Regions from separate parts of the Homo sapiens genome. Here region 2 is linked to region 1. A link is a loop called in an ENCODE intact Hi-C map of the cell type or tissue named here. Cell type or tissue: heart right ventricle. All regions are shown on one strand.

Region 1 (2,500 bases):
AAAGTTTCTAAGTACTTTTTGTTTCCTTATCCTTGTAGTGGAAGATACTACATTCAACACAGACGTACTGTGTGCCTCCTGCGTGTGAGGCCTGGTGCTCATGGCGCGTGTCCTTGCATGCAAAATTCTACTCTTCATCTTGACGTTTCTAGACATTCAGCTGTTCCTCAGGAAACGATTTACCTTCCCTCTGCCTTTTCTGTAAAATGCATGGACTGAGGAATTACTAATGCATAACACTTTGTTTGCTGGATACCAAGTAGACGCACTCTTACCATATACAGGGCTGTATCTAGGCAGCCAGTTATTAGAATAAAAACAGAATACTATGTTCATCCGCTCAGATAATCCCTGTGTTTGGCTTCATGTTATGGTTCGAAACTCCTAGTGACATTGGTAAGAGTGAACACGAGAATGAAGCTTCTTTCATGATGAAATGTCCTGAGTGTGTGTCTGTGTGTTCTCAAATTATAGCTCACATGGATAGAGAACGTTTTCTTGCTTCAGCCTCAAGTGGGGATTGGGTTGCAGTGGTGAACCAGGGCCAACACAGCCCGCCCTCTTTGAGGTTGCAGTCTCCTGGGACACACGCCCACTAAACAAACAGCTACACGAATTAATCATGCCACAGGGCAAACTGCAAGAGCACCATCACGTGCGGCAGGTAACCCAGGCGGGTCATTTTCGTGGCGGAAGAAGGTCACACTGGAAGTCACCAGACAGATGGAAGATCCCACTCAAAGTCGCAGAGTGGGGGCGGATGGAGAACCAGGCTGCCAGGGCGCTGGCTGGAGCCGAGCGGTAACAGACCCGTGGGAGAATAACGAAACGAGGCTCCAAGACAGGCGGGAGCCGGATGGTGCATGACCTGAGAGGCCAAGTCAAGGATTTTGAACTCCACGCTAAGAGCAGCCGGAAGCCGTTCGCTGGCGCCAGCTGAGCACATGCGCAGAACCGTGCCCTGAAAGGCACCGTCCCCTGCAGACGGGAGGAGGTGCTCCCAGCACTGCTGCAGACGCTGCCGTTTCCCTTTCAAGGACTCAGCAGAGTGGGCAATCACCTAGGCGCGCCACCAGCGAGCCTGAGACTCTGCTACCAGCGTCCTTGACCGGACTCCCGCTCTCCACCCAGTTTAATTGGCTTGCTTTTGGCCTTGTAAGATTTCTCATCTGCGATGTGCGTATGCAACCACAGCAAGCCTCCCTCAGATGCATTCTGCTGTGGGTCACGTCACAGACACGGCGGTCCATACACACCCGGAAACTGTCGTGTTTGCGTGTGCGTGTATTCACTGTATGGTCCGGCTTAATGCTTTTGCTTATGGGAAGTTTCAAACGTGTACGAAAGAGGAAAGAACACGGAAGTGAGCGCCCCCATGGGCCACTCCCAGCTGCAGCGACCCCCAGCAGTGCTCGTGGGACTCCCCGTGCCACCGTGCCCGCGGCGGGGGGCTCCGAATCAGTCCCAGGCCTCGTATTGTTTCATCCATAAATATTTCAGAATTTTCTCTAAAAGATAAGGTCTCTTTTTAAACTGAACAGTAATAACACATCACATCTAAACTATTTAGCAGGTGCACTTTAAAATCATGTGGATATCCCAGTCAGCGCTTACATGTCTCCAGTGGGTTCATAAAATTTTTAAACTGTTTGAAACAGGAACCAGATCCAGACGCTGCGATGGATTGATATGTCCGTGTCTCTTTGTATCTATGGGTTCCCCCTCACCATTTTCTTGTTTTTTCCTTGCAATTTATTTGGCTACAGAGTTCCCTGGATTCGGCTGCGCAGATGCGTGGGGCGTCGAGGAAGGAGTTTTCAGTCCCGTGTTTCCGTAACTGGTAATGAGACTGAGAGCTGTCATCGGATTCAAGCTCAATGTTCTTAGCAAAACACTTCTCCTCTTTGCTGGTGTTGCTGGCCTGGCATTTAACGTGCCCTTAATGCAAGGAGGAAATGCAAGCGGAGTCGGGTCTGAGGGGAGTGAGCGCCAGTGCCTCCGCGCAGCTCCTGCTACATCGGTCGCCCTCTTTCCATCCTGGGAACCGCTCAGCGCTTTGAGGTACGCGCAAGTTAAAAATGCAATCACTACCATAAGGAACCCGGGCTTAGCGGGGGGCAAAGCGGCAAATGAGGGGTCAGCCCACAGGGAGCCCGTGCGGTCCTGCTGAGCCAGCAGGCGGGACGCGCTTAGAGACGGGGCTGCCCACCGACGGGAAGCGGAGGAGCAGCTTCCGTGACTCCCACGCCCCGTCTGGGGCCATGTTGGCGTCAAACGGCGACAAAATCATGACAGCTGTGACCCACTGGGTACAAAATAACTCACAAGTCTACACTGACATGAATGAATGAATGAATGAATGAATGAATGAATGAATGAGGAACGCTCATTCTTTCTGCGGAAAGAACTAATAAATGCATGGGGGGATGGAATTAGAAAATCGCGGCTGCTTCATGCGCGTGCCTGCTCTTACCAAGTCACCTCATGATGGCCAGCAAGC
Region 2 (2,500 bases), 140 kb before region 1:
CCCATGAGCCTGGTGCACCCAGAGCCACGGTGCGCCTTCAGTGAGGACGGGGAAGGCTCCTGCTCCTGCAAGAGTTAAGTCACCAACATTTGAACATGCAAACAGGCATTTACTGTGGAAAATGTATAAACAGCACATTATTCTTAAAGGTTACCTCTGGGGTGCAGAACTGGGGCTGCGAGGGGAAGGGACAGAGGGCTGCTGGTTTTAAAACTTTTTAAGAAGATGATGTAGTTTTGGCATTTGTCCCCACCCAAATCTCATGCTGAATTGTAATCCCCAATGCTGGAGGTGGGGCCTGGCCAGAGGTGTTCAGGTCATGGGGGCAGATCCCTCATGCTGGTTGGTCTTCCTGATAGGAGTTCTCATGAGATCTGGTCATTTAAAAGTGTGTGCCCCCCACTCCACTCTCTCTTGCTCCTGCTCTGGCCATATGACCTGCCCGCTTCACCTTCTGTCATGATTGGAAGCTTCCTGAGGGCTCCCCAGAAGCCAAGCAGATGCTAGCATCATGCTTCCTGTAAAATGTGAAGACTTGTGAGCCAATTAAATCATTTTATTTTTAAATCACACAGTCTCAGGTATTTCTTTATAGCAATGCTAGGATGGCCTCATACGGGAGGTAAATGCAAATATACTTCAAAAACCCTTAATATTGTTATAAAGAAAAATGTACAAAATATAATGTTAAAAAGGAAAGCAAAACCAAAACTCTGCTTACGAACTTTGAAAATAAGTCAGGGTTGATGTTCAGCTATACAAGTTGTTGATGGCCAATCCATTTCTTTTGCTGGCACCCTCTTCAGGTAAGTTAGTGTCCATTCTGAAGCTTGGTGCCTGTTCTGATGGTTGGTGCTGGTTCTTATGGTTGGTTCCTGTTCTGATGGTTGGTTCCTGTTCTGATCATTGGTGCCCACTCTAATGCTTGGTGCCCTGTTCTGATGTTTGGTTCCTATTCTGATGCTTGATGCCCATTACAATGGTTGGTTCCCATTCTGATGATTGGTGCCTGTTCTGATGGTTGGTGCCTGTTCTAATGGTTGGTTTCTGTTCTGATGGTTGGTTCCTGTTCTCATGGTTGGTTCCTGTTCTGATGGTTGGTGCCTGTTCTGATGGTTGGTTTCTGTTCTGATGGTTGGTTCCTGTTCTGATGGTTGGTTCCTGTTCTGATGGTTGGTTCCTGTTCTGATGATTGGTGTCCTGTTCTGATGGTTGGTTCCTGTTCTGATGGTTGGTGTCCTGTTCTGATGGTTGATTCCTATTCTGATGGTTGGTTTCTGTTCTGATGGTTGGTTCCTGTTCTGATGGTTGGTACCCCCTGTTCTGATGGTTGGTGCCTGTTCTGATGTTTGGTTCCCGTTCTTATGTTTGATTCCTGTTCTGATGGTTGGTGCTTGTTCTGATGTTTGGTTCCCGTTCTTATGTTTGATTCCTGTTCTGATGGTTCATGCCCATTCTACTGAACTCATGACTCATTCTGATTAACTGTAGGCAAGACTTACTAGTGACTAAACATTTTGACTCTCGCCCTTGTAATTAGGTAAATATTTTGCATCATATGCTCAAGGACTTAATTTGTGTAGGTAAACTTCTTGAACAGCGGTTTCTGGGGTGCTTTTCAATGTTTATGGCAGTAATTTCTGTATAGTTTATTCAATTAATGAAGCTAAAGCATGCACCCTGGTGACTTTGGGTTTGCGAGCAAAGTGCAGCACATTTATCAGGTTTTGTAACATTGTCTCCCCTGGGCCTTTTCCAGGTAAACCTTCTGCTGTGTCCTGAGGGCAGTAGCTGCCCCAGCGGGCGCTCTGCAGCCCTTCCTTCTGCTTGCCCAGGTCACCAAGTGGAGCTGGGGAGGAAGGAGAGAGCAGGGAGAGGAGGGGAGACCAGAACTCTCCTTTTGAACTCCTGGTCCCTCTGGAAGCATTTGGAGCTCACTGGGACCCTCCTCATTTTTGCTGCAGGTTCCCTTTTGTTCATTTGTTTTGTGTTGTTTTTGCACCCGGCCCTCCCTGCCTGTGCCATAGACTCTGTCTGTAACGTTTTTGATCCACATTTTTGCCACTCCTACATTGGGTCTGATAAGACAAAAGTGACTCTCTCAGAAAAGAAAACGGGCACAGTCTAAGGGTGGTGCTCATTTTGTGATGAAAGCCCCATCTTGTCTTTTTTTTCATCAAGGTGGTCTGACCAGCCTGCCCTGTACTGACCTTATTGTCATTCTTTTCTAGACACCAAAGCCATGGGCCCCAGTGTGTGGGAGGAGGACTCACATCAGCCAGGGACTTCCTTGCAGCCACAAGCGTGGGTGCAGTGGTGATAAGCACACTGCGGAGGGTGAGGTGTGTAGGAGGGTGAGGTGTGTAGGAGGGTGAGGTGTGTAGGAGGGTGAGGTGTGTAGGAGGGTGAGGTGTGTAGGAGGGTGAGGTGTGTAGGAGGGTGAGGTGTGTAGGAGGGTGAGGTGTGTAGGAGGGTGAGGTGTGTAGGAGGGTGAGGTGTG

Evidence for each region. A loop is a pair of places that touch in the nucleus more often than their neighbours do. Peaks named below come from ENCODE experiments on the same cell type or tissue, not always from the same donor. Only the 100,000 strongest peaks of a DNase experiment are listed, where the experiment ranks them.
Region 2: a loop joins it to region 1, with 2.4 times the contacts of the local background. A loop is called at or near these places in 11 of 110 quality-filtered maps.

The regions. Positions count from the first base shown.
Region 1 is chr6:170,279,542-170,282,041 of GRCh38, forward strand. No RefSeq gene overlaps it. Among named protein-coding and RNA genes, the nearest start is that of LINC01624, 8.3 kb to the left of the region's middle. In heart right ventricle, CTCF peaks have their summits at 977 and 1,202; a DNase peak (open chromatin) is centred at 945; H3K4me3 peaks cover 843 bases; H3K27ac peaks cover 1,165 bases.
Region 2 is chr6:170,143,648-170,146,147 of GRCh38, forward strand. No RefSeq gene overlaps it. Among named protein-coding and RNA genes, the nearest start is that of LINC01624, 130 kb to the right of the region's middle. In heart right ventricle, no CTCF peak of the experiment used is centred here; no DNase peak of the experiment used is centred here.